Regions from separate parts of the Homo sapiens genome. Here region 2 is linked to region 1. A link is an interaction called in ENCODE POLR2A ChIA-PET data of the cell type or tissue named here. Cell type or tissue: PC-3. All regions are shown on one strand. Each heading gives the region's core, and the rest is flanking DNA. Links, peaks and the distances in the headings are about the cores only. Region 1 overlaps NIM1K (NIM1 serine/threonine protein kinase). Region 2 has its middle 50 kb from the start of FLJ32255.

Evidence for each region. Peaks named below come from ENCODE experiments on the same cell type or tissue, not always from the same donor. Only the 100,000 strongest peaks of a DNase experiment are listed, where the experiment ranks them.
Region 2: POLR2A ChIA-PET joins it to region 1 with 9 read pairs; 2 of 35 experiments call an interaction of 5 or more read pairs at or near these places.

The regions. Positions count from the first base shown.
Region 1 is chr5:43,205,564-43,213,897 of GRCh38, reverse strand. The region is part of intron 1 of NIM1K (NIM1 serine/threonine protein kinase); the gene reads right to left. It also overlaps the pseudogene LOC100419037. Among named protein-coding and RNA genes, the nearest start is that of NIM1K, 18 kb to the right of the region's middle. In PC-3, for the core only: no CTCF peak of the experiment used is centred there; a DNase peak (open chromatin) is centred at 4,637; H3K4me3 peaks cover 816 bases; H3K27ac peaks cover 969 bases.
Region 2 is chr5:42,938,967-42,947,300 of GRCh38, reverse strand. No RefSeq gene overlaps it. Among named protein-coding and RNA genes, the nearest start is that of FLJ32255, 50 kb to the left of the region's middle. In PC-3, for the core only: no CTCF peak of the experiment used is centred there; a DNase peak (open chromatin) is centred at 2,130; H3K27ac peaks cover 870 bases.

The DNA of each region.
Region 1 (8,334 bases), core at 1-8,000:
CAGCACTTTAGGAGGCTGAGTTAGGCAGATCACTTGAGATCAGGAGTTTGAGACCAGCCTGGCCAACATGGTGAAACCCATCTCTTCTAGAAATACAAAAATTGGCCGGGGCAGTGGCTCACACCTGTAATCCCAGCACTTTGGGAGGCCAAGCTGGGTGGATCACCTGAGGCCAGGAGTTCAAGACCAGCCTGGCCAATATGGCAAAACCCAAGCTCTACTAAAAAAATACAAAAATAAGCCGGGCGTGGTGGCAGGCACCTGTAATCCCAGCTACTCTGGAGGCTGAGGCAGGAGAATCACTTGAACCTGGGAAGTGGAGGTTACAGTGAGCAGAGAATGTGCCACGGCACTCCAGCCTGGGTGACAGAGCGAGACTCCGTCTCAAAAAGAAAAAAAAAATAGCCAGATGTGGTGGTGCATGCCGGTAATCCCAGCTACTTGGGAGGCTGAGGCACGAGAATCACTTGAACCTGGGAGGTGGAGGTTGCAGCGAGCCAAGATCGTGCCGCTGCGCTCCAGCCTGGGTGACAATGAATGAGACTCCAACTAGAAAAGAAAAGAAAAGAAAAGAAAAGAAAAGAAAAGAAAAGAAAAGAAAAGAAAAGGAAAGGAAACAAGAAAGAAAAAGAAACAAGAAAGAACAAGAAAGAAAGAAAGGAAGAAAAGAAGGAAAGAAAGAAAGAAAGAAAGAAAGAAAGAAAGAAAGAAAGAAAGAAAGAAAGAAAGAAAAAAAGAAAGAAAGAAAATGGAGATTTTTTTCAAAGTTTTGAATCCAGAAATAGGAGGACTTAGAAAAAATGATATCAGGCACCAAATAAGTGGTTGAAATGGTGGCATAGTTACCAGTTGCCTGAATACACCCTCTGGCAAAGGTGGATGCTTAAATATTGATGAAAAACAGTAAATGGCACATATGGGAGCCCATATTCTACTCTGCACCTGGGCGAACACAGAGGGGAAGCTGAAGCTATAATTGAGAATATATCTGGTACACATTCTAAATTTGCTTTTGTTTGCTCTTGAAGTTAGGGCTTTGAGGCTCTTGAAAGGAAACAGTGCAATGAACACTAGACCCAAGTGCATGGTGAGAATATGCTTCCTAACAGAGTCTTTGGTGCTCTAGAACATTCAGGAGCAATCGCAGTGATATATTTAGCTGCTGCCTGGGGCCTTGTTCCCAGACGTTTAGAGTTGGTGTCTCTATCAGGCTGCATCTTCTGCTTTTGTCACTGAGCCACAGTCCCAGAGTGACTGAGGGGACTGAGTTATCTTTGTACACAGGAGCCACTAAAAGGAGGAGGACTAGAGATGGGAGGAAGGAATGAGGGAGTCCTGCTGAGCCCTCCTCTCCTGAGCCCCAGGGTTGCTTCTGGAGCCTCATGACGACGGTGCTGAAACCATGGTATGTTACAGGCTGACTCTGGTCCTGAGCATTTTAAAGACTGTGGAGGGATTTATTTTTGGTCCTCACGTGAGAGTATTTAAAAATCCCTATTGGAGCCTGGACTAAGCTCAAAGGATAGAGGGCCTCTGCAACAGGAACAGGTTGGGACCATTCCTGTCTGGGAGGAGACCTCTGCCATGTGTTGGGAAGGATAAGGAACAGAAACCCAGAAATGATGTGCGATCCGTTGGCCAAGCAGGAAACCTAGGTGCCATTCCTGTCCTCTACCTTCCCCTCACCCAATCCTGTTGATCCTCCCACTTCCACACCACCCCAATCCTTTTACATTTCCATCCTGGGATCCCACAGTAGGTAGAGATGCACATGCTTTAAGGCACCAGCAGACCAGGCGCATCCAAGAGAGGCGGAAATAAAAGTCTTAAAATACTTTTATATTCAATATATATATTTCTCAATGCATCTAGGTAATCATCCTAAGAAAAATCCGAATTTTGTTTTTGTTAGTCTTATATGGTTAGCTTTGCTTGAATTTTGAGTTGCATGTGTGGTTTGATGAAGGGTCTTAATCCCATTCTGTGCCTAGGTGGCTTTAAGAACCTTCTAGCAGGCTTCCCTACTTCCCATCTTAATTTTATTCCCAGCTCAATTTTATTCTCCAGCAAACCACTTGTGTGATTATTCCAAAATGTAGATTTTACCACAGTACTGTCCTGCTTAAAATCCTTCATTAAAATGTCTGTAGGATAAAATTAGATTTCCATTGCATGGTCTAGAAAGCTCCTCAAGATCTAGTTCTTGGCTTTATTTCTAGCTTCATTTCTCATCTCCCCTGTTCCCACTTACCCCCCTCCATATGCCCTATATTTGAGATGTCTCCAAGTACTTGAGGTCTCACAAACATCCTGTTGGGGCTTAGCAGCCAATATTCCAGAATATGATATATTGACATGCTGAACTGAAGAAACCGCAAGGTCTCACTGACATTCCCCCCAGTCCCCATGGTCGTTCCCAAAGACCTTGGTGGGTGTGGATCTTAGACAGACAACTTCTTTGGGAAAGCTGAAGTTCCTATCTGCCTAAGATGCAGACCCAAGGAAAACAACTGTTTTTTCTTCCCCACTACAAGAGTAAGAATGTAACCACAACTGAGCAGACCAGAACCTTTCACTGTCAAAGAGACCTATTTACAAGTTAATCTCTGTTCCCTATTGGTTCATTGCCCCTTAACAGAATTCCTTTCCACCCCCCTCCCATAATCTCTTTTGCCAGGATCCAAGTCTTCTTTCTTTCTTTCCTCTTTCTTTTCTTTTTCTTTTTTGAGAAAGGTTCTCGCTCTATCACCCAGTCCAGAGTACAGTGGCGCAATCTCGGCTCACTGCAACCTTTGCCTCCTGGGTTCAAGTGATTCTCCTGCCTCAGCCTCCTGAGTAGCTGGGATTACAGGCACCTGCCATCATGCCTGGCTAATTTTTGTATTTTGTGTAGAGATGGGGGTTTCACCATGTTAGCCAGGCTGGTCTCCAACTCCCGACCTCAAGTGATCCGCCTGCCTTGGCCTCCCAAAGTGCTGGGATTACAGGCGTGAGCTACCACACCCAGCTCCAAGTCCCCATTCTTTCTGTAACATCAAGATGTGATGGTAGATAAGCTTCTGTACCTCACTGGGGGGTTGGGTCTTAATTCTGAAGCCTCCGTGCATACATGTTAAACAAATTTGCATGCCTTTTCTCCTATTAATCTGCTTCATGTCAGTGACTTTTCAGTGAACCTGCAGAGGGTGAAGGGAAATTTCCCCTTGGCTCGCCTACAATCCCATGCAGTTTCATGCTTCTATGTCTTTGTACATGACAATGCATGACATTCCCCCTGCATATAATGTTTTCCTCAACCCATACCCCGCTGAACCTCCAAGTCTCTGTCCCTCTGTGAAGTCTCTGACTCCCTCCAGTCCGTGGTGCCCCAGAGTATTTTATGCACCCCTCTGTTGATAATTGACTCTCTGTAGTATAAGTTTTTATGTGCACATCTCTCTTCACCTGAGGGCAGGGAAGATATTTTATGCATCTCTATCTCTAAACAGTGCCTGGCACCTCATAGATACTCAATATATGTTTATGGAATGGATAAATAAATAATAAAAACTGGTTTTACTTTGTTACTGAGCACAAAATTTGTTTTAAATTCTTGTTTTACAAGAGATTAATTTTATTCCTTTTCTTACCACAACGATCTAATGGTTGAAATTCTACCTATTATTCAAATTCAGCTTAAATTTTCCCCTCTCCTCCCCTCCCCTCTCCTCCCTTCCTCTCTCCTCCCTTCCCCTCCCCTCTGGTTCTCTTCTCTTTCTAATACCCTAAGCGGAATTCAGCTTTTCCTCTGGTATTTCCAACATCTTCAAATCCTGTCTGGTGTTTCAGTTACTGTGTACATACTTGTCCTCCCCACTGTAATGTGCGTTTCTGTGGGGCAAGTCCTCAATCTTACTCATTTCAGATTCTGGGCACCAGGGAAGAGTCTGTAACCACTGGCTGAATTGATTTGAATTGTTCAGATGTTTTTAAAGGTAGCACGGGGCCGGGTGTGGTGACTTATGCCTGTAATCCCAGCACTTTGGGAGGCCCAGGTGGATGGATCACTTGATGTCAAGAGTTCGAGCCCAGCCTGGCTAACGTGGTGAAACCCCATCTCTATTAAAAATACAAAAATTAGCTGGGCGTGGTGGCGCCTATAATCCCAGCTACTCTGGAGGCTTTGGTGGGAGGATCACTTGGACCTGGGAGGTGGAGTTTGCAGTGAGCTGACATCACGCCACTGCACTCCAGCCTGGGCAACAGAGCGAGACTCTGTGTCTCAAAAAACAAAAGAAATAAAATAAAATTAAAATAAATAAATAAAGGTAGCATGGATACCAGAAGATACAGAAATAGATACTTCTCTCATAAACATCCTTTTTTGGTTGAAAAAAAAAATCACCACAAACAACTGTTCTATGAAGAAAAATAAAAGGCAAAAATTTAAAAGCAACCAAACAAAAAAAGCAAAACCCTTTCCAGTGTTTTCTCCTGAAACAAAGGCAAGTTTGTTCAATGTGCCCCTAAACCAGAGCACCTCTCTAGCTGGAAAATTTCTGAAACACTGCGGGTTTGATGAGCTGCCCCATTGCTTTTGCACAACACTCTTACGGCTCCCAGTGAAGCATACCTCAAATGCGGGTAGACATTCTTAAGGCTATTGAGTTGGAGGCATTACAATGTTTACAAACCAGCATTTGCTCCAGCCTGCAGACAATAAAAACAACCTGATTATGGTTTTCCCTTGGAAGGCTGCTGAGGTTAAAATGATCACACCAACAGTAAAAGAGGCTCCATTTTCCCTCTGTTTTTATTTTTAGGGTGTGATGTGTTAGTCGCTTCCAGCAGAATTTACTTTATTTTAAAGCATGAGACATAATTCCTGTTCTATTTTCAAGACCTTCTTTGCACTTCTCAATTTCTCCAAGTAGTTCTGGAAATGTACACACCCATGGACTTGCCTTTGCCCGAGTTCCTGCTCCTTGCCTTCTTTATGTTTACACTTCCCTAGGGGAGCCAAAACCAACACTAATTAGCAGTGAATTAAATCTCACCTCTAGAATACTAAAAGGTCAGTGTTTACCCAGGATTCCAACCATCTCTAGTCCCTTTCCCCCAAAGATCAAAGACTTGCAGTTAAATATCCAGCCTCAAGGAAAGTTCTGAGATCTGCTTCAATTATACCATTTATTCCTTAAGTTTTATTTCCCCTATCATAACATGTCCTTTCATGCCCATGTGGCTCTACATACCCAGTTTCCCCTAACTGGAACACATTTGCTCTTTTCTTTTTTCTTTTTTTTTTCTTTTTTTTGAGACAGAGTCCTGCCCTGTCGCCCAGGCTGGAATGCAGTGGCGTGATCTCGGCTCACTGCAACCTCCACTTCCTGGTTCAAGCGATTCTCCTGCCTCAGCCTCCCGAGTAGCTGGGACTACAGGTGTCTGCCACCACGCCCGGCTAATTTTTGTATTTTTAATAGAGACAGGGTTTCACCATATTGGTCAGGCTGTTCTCGAACTCCTGACCTTGTGATCTGCCCGCGTCGGCCTCCCAAAGTGTTGGGATTACAGGCATGAGCCACTGCACACAACCACACTTGCTTTTTTCTTTTTTTTTCTCTCTTTTGTAATTTAATTGAAGCAATTCCTATTCATTTTTTTAACTCTCTCTTGAAAGCACCAAATTTTAATATCTAAGTCAATTATTGGGGAAAGAAACACCATCAAGATCTTTCCTTCAGCACAAAACAACGATGTTCATTCCTCCAAACATTCAAACTGAAGATCTACCAAAACAAAAACAAAAACAAAAGCCCACATTGAAATAAAAAGGAACAAAAATCACATTCCAGGGGGGGTCAGTGCATTCAGCAGTCTTCGCTGTGCTGTCTAACCATCCTTCAGCTGACTTTCAAAAAAATAACACCATAAGCTCATCAAAATACAGATTTTCCATTTGCTTTTTAAAATTAAAAATAATAGTTTAAAAAAAGGAAAACTTTGAGGAATTCACAATCAATTGCCTGACTCATTCTGATGTCATGTACAGCATATGGAGGTCAGGAAGGCTATTTGCAACACATGTGGTTAGGGGCTATTCATCTTTAAGGTTTAGCTTTCTTCCAAAGAGTGTACAATACCCACAATTCCAAGTATGAAGGGACACAGACGATCTCCTTTGAGAATTCCGCAGAACAATTCTTCATAGAGCAACTGTTCTATGAAGAATTCTCCAGCTGTTCTTCATAGAGCAACAGCGCTTCCGTCAGATTGACACAGTTCCCCTGTGTAAAGTATTTCCCATCCTGTTTCAATACTTTCATTGAGAGGTCAAGATTCAGTCTGAGAAACTCCCATGTGGAATCTTCTTCTGGAGACATGGAGATTGGAACAGCTGTTAAATCATTAATCACATAATAAAATTATCTCCCTTCTTTGGTGTACCTCTTCAGTACCGGAATACAGTCTTCTATTAGAACCTGATAGCAGTCTCCTTTAAGATTGTCTAAGACATCGCCACACGTTTTTCGCATATATTTCTTTCATCTATTGATCACCATTTGGTCAAGCTCTACCATAGTGACCATCTTTGGTTTTAGTTTGACTATTTCACACAATATGCCCCCATCTCTCTCTCCCAGAATGAGTACATCTTTGCCAGTGTAATCTTTGCCACTTCCCATGATGTCCCAGGTATATGCCAAATCACTCTCTGCCAAATTAACATCCCCACTCAGGATGAGAATATTTCCAAACTGCTTCGAGTGTAGAATTTTTATATTTTGATAAGATGAATCTTCATCATACACCACCTCAATCTATGTCATATTCAACCAGGCGCCCATAGGTAATGGGCCAATATCTGTTGATGGCTCCTCCTCGAACTTAGGTGGTAATTGTTTTACCCGCCCAGTACTGTCCTGACTCAATTCCGCTTTGTTCAAAATACCGTCGATCTCTTCTTTGCCTTGTGCATCACCATTGTAACTCTGAAGATCCAGCAACACAATCCATGTGGGTAAATTCTCAAATTGGCAAAGCTGCCGTTCTTGTTTGTGCATGTTGCTAAATAGCCATGGTCCTTCCAGGTGTGCACCAACTCCACCATCCCCTGATCCTGGAAAATGGACTGGAGGCCTTTTAGAATGGTCTCACCATCAGCTTTGGTGCCAAGCATGAAGTCAAGTGTGCTGTGCTGCTGCCTTAGTGAGGCGAGGCCCTGTGCCATACCTGGGGGAGTGGCCTTGGGAGACTGGGGGGCCGAGTCAGGCTGCAGCAGGCAGGGAGTGCGCTGCACCAGGGAGGCCAGGACTAGCACTTGCTCGTTTCTTATTCAGCCTTCAAGACCCTCCTAATTTACTTTCTTGGATTTTCTTTTTTTCTCCCCCAACCTATTTTTTTTTTTTTTTTTTTTTTGAGGCAGGGTCTCACTCTGTCACCCATGCTGGAGTGCAGCGGCACAATCATGGCTCACTACAGCCTTGATCCCTGGGCTCAAGCAATCCTTCTCCCTTAAGCTTCCCAAGTAACTGGGACTACAGGAACGCACCACCCCTCCTGGCTAATTTTTAAAAAATTTTAGTAAAGACAAGGTCTCAATATGTTGCACAGGCTGGTCTTGAACTCCTGGGCCTCCCAAAGTGATGGGACTACAGGCATAGAGCCACCCCGCCCGGCGGTATTTTCTTTTCTTTACTTACCCAGAGTTAATTGCTCCATCTCAGTATTTCCACTGAACTCTGCTCACACTTTGAACCGACAGAGTATAAATTTATATTCTCATTATGTTTAGCCTCTCTGAGACTGACCTGCTGATTTATCTTCATATTTTCAATATTCCCTAGTATGTAGTGCAACCTAGGATATGGTAGGCACCAAATAAATAGTAGTAGTAAAAACAAGCAGGCCGGGCGCGGAAGCTCATGCCTGTAATCCCAGCACTTTGGGAGGTCGAGGCGGGCGGATCACAAGGTCAGAAGATCGAGACCATCCTGGCTAACACAGTAAAACCCCGTCTCTACTAAAAATACAAAAAATCAGCCATGCGTGGTGGCTGGCACCTGTAGTCCCAGCTACTCGGGAGGCTGAGGCAGGAGAATGGCGTGAACCCGGGAGGTGGAGCTTGCAGTGAGCCAAGATCGCAAGACTACACTCCAGCCTGGGCAACAGAGCAAGACTCCGTCTCAAAACAAAACAAAACAAAACAAAAACAAGCAAACAAGAAGTAAAACACAATTTGTGAAAGGTGATATAATGTAAACCACAAAGCAGTAACACTTTTTGAAGGACATTTGAGAGTAGCCATTTTTTTTAATTTGTATTTTTTGTAGAAATAGAGTCTTGCTATGTTGC
Region 2 (8,334 bases), core at 300-8,299, 270 kb after region 1:
ACTCCTGACCTCAGGTGATCCAACCGCCTTGGCCTCCCAAAGTGCTGGGATTAAAGGTGTGAGCCACCGTGCCCAGCCTAATTTTTTTATTCTTTGTGGAGACGGGATCTAACTCTATTACCCAAGTTGGTTTTGAACTCCTGACCTCCAGGGATCCTCCTGCCTTGGCCTCCCAAAGTGCTGTGATTGCAAGCATGTGCCACCATAGCCAGACTATTTTTGACTTTACTTAAAATAATTCAATACCCTGAGCTCCAGGGGGAACAAAGCAAGGTAATAAATTACTACTCCATATCTCTGAACAGCTGGTGTCTTTCAGGGCCTAAACTCAAACAGAAGCCCAGAGGCAAAAGTAGCTCTCCAGTGCAGTCCATAACGGTTACTTCTTGCAAGATAGAGCTGGCTGAAGACTGGTAAACAGATCTAGTGAGGCAAACTGATGTTAGCTAGCAGTGTCTTTATATTGATCAATGTATTCACGATGATAACTTTTTTTTTTTTTTTTTGAAAAAATTCTTGCTCTGTCGCCCAGGTTGGCATGCAGTGGCCTGATCTTGGCTCACTGCAACCTCCACCTCCTGGGTTCAAGTGATTCTTGTGATTCAGCCTCCTGTGTAGCTGGGATTACAGGCGTGCACCACCACGCCTGGCTAATTTTTTGTATTTTTAGTAGAGATGGGGTTTTGCTATGTTGGCCAGGCTGGTCTTGAACTCCGGGCCTCAAGTGATTCACTCACCTTGGCCACCCAAAGTGCTGGGATTACAGGAGTGAGCCACCCCACCTGGCCCACAATGGTAACTTTTTTAAATGATCTAAAACCAACTCTATACTCATAAATTCAACAAGTTAGATAGAATGGATCAACCCTGCAAGATCCACAGTCATCGTTAATGATATTGAATTCATGGTCAAAAAATCTTCCAAAAAACAAACCTAGAGTTTCTTACAATTTCATTGACTATTTTTTACCAAATATTTAAAGAATAAATAAGATGAATTCTACATGACTTATTCTAGTAAATAAAAGAATATGGAATACTTCCCAATTTATTTTATGAGATCAGCACTTTCCTGGCACACACAGTACGCTAAGAGAAAGCTACTGACCAATATTGCACCTAAGCATAGATGCAGAAATCCTCACCAAAATACTAACAAATGGCAGTCAGAAATATATGTTAAAGAACAATACCATGCCTTGGGCCAGGCGCAGTGGTTCACGCCTGTAATCCCAGCACTTTGGGAGGCCGAGGCCGGCGGATCACGAGGTTAGGAGATCGAGACCATTTTGGCTAACACAGTGATACCCTGTCTCTACTAAAAAAAAAAAATACAAAAAATTAGCCGGGGGTGGTAGTGGGTGCCTGTAGTCCCAGCTACTTGGGAGGCTGAGGCAGGAGAATGGCGTCAACCCGGAAGGCGGAGCTTGCAGTGAGCCGAGACCGCACCACTGCACTCCAGCCTGGGCGACAGAGCGAGACTCCGTCTCAAAAAAAATAAAGAACAATACCACGCCCAAGTAAGATTATTCCAGATGGAGGGCTAGTTTAATGCTCGAAAGTCAAATAATATAATTTGCCTTATTGATAGCCTAGATGAGAAACACCGTATAATCCTATCAAATGATGCACAAAAAGCACTTAAAATCTATACCATTTATGATTTAAAATTTAAAAACCAACTCTCAGCATCATGGGAACAGAGGGAATTTCCTCAACCAAAAAAAATCTACAAAAACCTATAGCAAACGTGGTATGTAATAATGACAGACTCAACGTTTTTCCCATGGAATCAGGAACAAGGCACAAATATCCACTCTCACCATTTCTATTCAACAATGTACTGGAATTGTTTGCCAGTGCAATAAGGTGAGAAAATGTGTTAAAAATCATAAAAATTGGAAGCGAAACAATGAAAATATCCATACCTGCAGAATATGAGTCTATGTAGAAAATCTTAAGGAGTCTAAAAGAAAAGTTCCAGCACTCATGAGTGAGTTTAGCAAGCTCTCAAGATATAACAGTGCAAACCCTCAGAGGGAAAAGTTCCAGGGACTTGGAACAAGAGAATTTCCTGCACTAAGTTCTCAGGCCTGCTGCCTGTTAACCACATTTCCTGTAGGCCCAGCCTGTGAGTCACCTGCCATGCACAACTCCTGGCTGATCCTTCCCTCCAGTCTCTGGATAAGACACACTACTTCTGCCCTGCAATCAGCAAACCTAGGCGACCCAGAGTCCCGTGCCAGTCCTGGCACCAGCAACCAGCCGCCCCGCTCCTATGCCCCGTCCTTACCTTCATCAGCAGGAACCCAGGTAACAGAAATTTAACATTTGTGTCCTATTTTATTTTATTTTATATTTTTGAGACAGAGTTTTGCTCTTGTTGCCCAGGCTGGAGTGCAATGACACCATCTCGGCTCACTGCAACCTCTGCCTCAGGGTTCAAGCGATTCTCCTGCCTCAGCCTCCCGAGTAGTTGGGATTACAGGCATGCGTCACCATGCCTGGCTTATTTTGTATTTTTAGTAGCGACGGGGTTTCACCATGTTGGTCAGGCTGTTCTCGAACTTCTGACCTCAAGTGATCCACCCGACTGGGCCTCCCAAATTGCTGGGATTACCGGCGTAAGCCACCGCGCCCGGCCACATTTGTGTACAATTTTATTGAGAAGGGGAAAGAAAATGGCACAAACTGATTTGAAGGCAAAACTTCTTCCATCGCGTTTGAGAGAACTCAGGTGTTACTGTAACATCATCTGTTACAAGACGATCGTCAATGGAAGGATCTCAGAGAAAATCTCAGGGCTCAGGACATCAAAGGCGGCGGTGGACACCTTCTTAGGGCGTCTGCCCTCAAGCGCATGCAATCTGCAGCCAGCAGTCTTGGAACTTCGGTTGGTGGCTTCGGCGGGACAGTAGTAGGCTGACACTCTGAAAGGTCTCCTCGGACGGACGTCTCCGGCCCCAGTCGTCTGTCCACGAAGCAAGGGGCGAGTTGAGAGGGATGCTGCGGGGGCAGGCGTCCGTTGGGACCCTCTGCAGTCTCCAGCTCTCCAGAGGGCGCCTGCGGCTACTCCTATTTGCCGGTGCCGGATTCAGAGCGGGCGACTTTGAGCCCCTTCTCAAAGTGCGCTGCGGTCTGGGAAAGAGATCTTTTCGCCTGCAGTTTCAGCAAAGAAGCACTCAGGGAGCGGAAAGTAGGTCGCAGTGGAACCTAGAAAGCTGTCCCAAGAGAGCTCGCAGTGGTAAGGACAGGAAGGGAGCATTCAGGACACCGAATTTACTGAGCTCAGGGCTGGAGGCGGCTGGCCGCGCCTACTCCTTTGTGGAATCCCGGGCCTGCCAAACTCCGAGGGGAGACAGCAACTTCATCGCGTCCTTCTTTCACCAGCTGACACCGGGTATCTGGGATTCAGAAATCAACATCTTTTGCGTTTTTATACTCTTCTGGTCTCATGAGCGGTCCAAATTAGATTACAGGGAGGTGGGTGGGAACCTTAATCTTAGGAGCAAATTACATCAAGACATGGAATTAATGAGATTCACGTAAAGTCCTATCATCTGGGATGAAGTTATCTAGTTAAACACTTTGCTTTAGAAATTGAAAAGAAAAAGTACTGACTTCTTGTGCAAGGAAAGCTGTTTTGGGGGACCCTGGTTAGAACGTTCATTATTGCCTCCAAATGCATTGCTAGTACTGGAGCAGACTGGATTCGTTTCTGCCCCAGAGCAATGCTTGTCAGATGCCTAAAGATGGGGATGTTACTAAGGAGGAGGCCAGAGTAGTTGCCCATTTTTTAAATCAAAAGATCATTTTTGTGGTGTTTCATTATATTATTATTCTGTGATATGTTGACCTTTTTACATTTTAATTTTAGATTCAGAGGGACATGTGTAGGTTTGTAACAAAAATGTATTGCGTGATGCTGAGGCTTCTATTGACCCCATCACCTAGAGAGTGAACATAGTCCCCAGTGCGAAGTTTTTCAGTCTTTACCTCCCTATGTCCCTCCTTCCCTCCTTTTGGAGTCCCCAGTTGTCTATTCTCATCTTTATGTCCCCGTACACCAGGTTTAGCTCCCACTTATAAGTGAGACGAACATGCAATATTTGTTTCTGCATTAATTTGCTTAGGATAATTGTATCCTTACAGAATAGTTTGAAGTTGAAGTTAGGTAATGTGATGCCTCGGCTTTTTTTTTTTTTTAACCGGGTTTTTCTCTGTAGATCAGGTGGGAATGCAGTGGCATGCTCTTGACAGCCTCGAGCTGCAGGCTCCCCTCTCAGCCTCCAGAGTAGCTCCAAAGTAGCTGGGAAAACGAGCGTGTGCCCCCATGCCTGGCTAATTTCTGTTTGTAGTTTTTCTAAAGATGGGGTTTCTCCATGTTGCCCAGGGTGGTCGTTGCCCAATTTTTGTTTTCTTTTGTTTTTTTTTTGCCCAATTTTTATTTTCTTTTGTTTTTTTTTGAGACGGAATCTCGCTGTGTCTCCCAGGCTAAAGTGCAATGGTGCGATCTCCGCTCACTGCAACCTACACCTCCCGGGTTCAAGTGATTCTCCTGCCTCAGCCTCTGGAGTAGCTGGGACTACAGGCACGTGCCACCACACCTGGCTAATTTTTTTTTGTATTTTTTTTTTTTTTAGTAGAGACAGGGTTTCGCTGTGTTAGCCAAGATGGTCTTAGTCTCCTGACCTCGTGATCTGCCCGCCTCGGCCTCCCAAAGTGCTGGGATTACAGGTGTGAGGCACCGTGCCCGGCCCCCAGTTCTTACTGTGGTCTTTCACTCTCCCAGTTTTGTCATCTACTGTTGAATTGCTAAATTTAAAGTATTGCAGAATTTGGGTGTATGTGTGCAATAACATACAAGGGAGCAGACAAGGCACACAATGGCCTGGGCTCAGGGTTGGTAGCCTCTGGAGTCCTAGAGCCTGGTCTGTTGAATCCCAGGCCTGCTGCACCCCAGAAGGAAAGTGCTGCTTCATTGCATCCATCTCACAACTAGTGACAGAGTATCTGGAACTCAGAAATCACCAGTATTTGTGTTTTTATAGTCTTCTGCTCCCTTGAGTGGTTCTAGCCAGATAACAGAAACTGCGTGTGACTTTAGTCTTAGGAGAAAATTTCCTCAGAAAATGGAATTAATGATATTAACATAAAATCCTATCATCTGGGATGAAATTATCTAGATTAGTGACAGATGGGTTTAGCAGATGAAAGGAAAAAGTGGCTGTGCACAGTGGCCTATAATCCCAGCACTTTGGGAGGTGGAAGCAAGTGGATCACCTGAGGTCAGGAGTTCGATACCAGCCTGGCCAACAAGGTGAAACCCCATCTCTACTCAAAATACAAAATTAGCCGGGTGTGGTGGCACATGCCTATAATCCCAGCTACTTGGGAGCCTGAGGCAGGAGAATTGCTTGAACCTGGGAGGCACAGGTTGCAGTGAGCTGAGATCACGCCATTGCATTCCGGCCTGGGCAACAAGAGGGAAACTCTGTCTCAGAAATAAAGGAAAAAGTACAACTATGTCTGTGGAGGAAAAGCTGTTTTTATGGTGCCTGGCTTTCTTATAGAAAGTTCATTATTGCCAAAATCACATTGCTTGTCTTAAGAGCAGAGACTGAAACCTTGTCTACCAGCAGAGAAAAGCTTGGGGGGAATGTGCAAGGTATGATTTGGGATGTTATTGAGGAGCAGGGTAAGGATAGTTGCCCATTGTTGGTGTGGTCTTTCACTCTCCCAGTTTTGTCTTCTACTGAATTGTTATATTAAGAAGATTTCAGTCAGGTGCAGTGGCTCACACCTGTAATCTCAACACTTTGTGAGGCCAACACAGGCAGATCACTTGAGCCCAGGAGTTGGAGACCAGCCTGGACAACATGGCGAAAGCCTGTCTCTACAAAAAATGCAAAAATTATTCAGGTGTGGTGGCCTGTGCCTGTAGTCCCAGCTACTCAAAAGACTGAGGTGGGAAGACTGAGGCAGGAGAATTATCTGAGCCCAGAAAGTTGAGGATGCAGTTAGCTGAGATTGAGCCACTGTACTCCAGCCTGAGCAATGGAGTGAGACCCTGTCTCAAAAAAAAAACCAAAAAAAACAAAAAAGATTTCAGCATTTTTGTGTACAATAGCAAAAAGCTAAAGGCTCAGGACCCAGTGGCTAAGTTACAGACAGGTTATATGCCTTTCTAGATGAGTGACCCTCAACATGTTATCTAACCCTGTAGCCTTTATTAACCACCTCTGAAATGGAAGCCAAATGTGCTCTCATTTTACAAAGTAAATACCAGGAATACTTTTCATAACAAAAGTTAATGTTTAGACAGTATCTGGTTGAAAGTAATTTGCTCAGTTTTTAACAATATTATCATTGTGGATTTTATCATGGAATGAAAGATAACCTTAATCAGAACAAATGTAAAATGGATCATTCTTTGTTGTGTTCTTTTTGTGGATTATTTTTTTCCTTCTCATATCCATTGTGAAATAGAAATTCCTTTGATTCAAACATGCTATTTACAAAGCATCAATGGATAAGATTATATAATTACTTAATCAAATATTATTGTTTACTATTATAAAATCTGATTGATCCCAACATTTAGTAAGCATGTTTTGATACCCTACCATGTTCCAGGTGCTGTAAAGGGAGCCACAAATACAAAGATGAGACACTAGCTGCAGCTTTCACAACTCTAACTGATGAGTGAGTAAAGACGCTGTCAAGAGGCCATTCAGAACACAGCTAACTCAGTGTTTATTGCAGGAGCTGATTTGAAGACCAGAAAGACAAGGTCTGAATGTGATGCTTCCCTTCAAAGCCATGTTTTTTTTTTTTACTTGAAGTGAGGAAAATATACAACTATAGAAAACTAAAGGAAAAAATAATGAAGCAATAAGAATGACATAATAGATATAGAAGGCAGAAGATTGAAAGTTCTCGTTAGGTGAAAGGTTTATGGACTCTGGGTGTCTGGAGAGTGGATCTTGGGAGCAGGAGCAACCCCTACCTGCCAGTAATTACTGGAAAAGCACCAGTGGTGATCCCAGAAAACTAGCTTTATCATTTCTTTGAGCATGTAGCTTGGATACGTCTCTCTAGGAGTGAACAGTGAATGGAAACTTGCATTGTAGAGAGTCGGCAGTGCTCTGGATGGGTATAACACACATAGGGGTGACAGTTCCCAAAGGGGATCCATGTTACCCAGGCAAAGACCTGCTGTCCAGCCATTAATGCAGACCTGCCTCTCCCTCCAAACTGTGCAAAGGAATGTACTAGTTCTTTTCAGCTACCCTAGACAAAAACTGCTAAGGCTGGTGATGCTTTATTAAAGAATCTTGATTTACACATACTAGAATTATACTACTATACTTAAATCTAAGTTCTAGTGGCCTCCAGTAACAGTGAAAGAGACCTTTAATTAACTAACACATTTCCCATTTGCCCTGATAATACTCTCTGGCAGCACTTGCAGCTATATTTTTTACTCTGAGGTCAACTCAGAGGTTACAGTCTTAATGTTACCCTGAAATGCTTTTCAGAGAATTACATCAAAATAGGACTGATGCAGTTGGGACAGCTTGGTTGAACAGAAAGTCGAAAACAGATATCAAATGATCTGAAAAAAAAAAAAAATCCGCCCAGGTGCGGTGGCACACACCTGTAATCCCAGCACTTTGGGAGGATGAGGCAGATGGATCACCTGAGCTCAGGAGTTTGAGACCAACCTGGCCAATGTGGTGAAACCCCATCTCTAATAAAAATGCAAAAATTAGCTGGGTGTGGTGGTGTGCACCTGTAATCCCAGCTTCTCAGGAGTCTGAGATGGGAGAATTGCTTGAACTCAGAAGTCGGAGGTTGCAGTGAGCTGAGATGGCACCATTGCACTCCAGCATAGGTGACAATAGTGAAACTCCTCTAAAAAAAAAAAAAATGTAAAGAAAAAGAAGGAATCCATGAATGGTCTTGGTAAATGCTGTACCTGCATGCGCCACCTGCCAGTATTCTCAGGGCAAAGAAGAAATGGGTTAAATAATTGCCTAGAGTATTTTGCTTTTACACTTTATTTTCTGTTATATCCTGGAAGATTAGTGTGTCATAACCTAGAGGATAAAGAGGTCAGCTTATATAGGGGTCAACTAATCTGATATACATAGGGAGAAAATGTAGAACACACCATCAAGCATCATCAGTTACAGCTTCCTTAAAAATGCCTTGGCTATATCTTTGGCCAACCTCATAATTTATAGAGTCAATATCATGCATGTGGGCATTGTATCATCAGTAATTAAACAATTCAATCAAAACTAAATCAAAACTGTTTGCCTGGAGGCC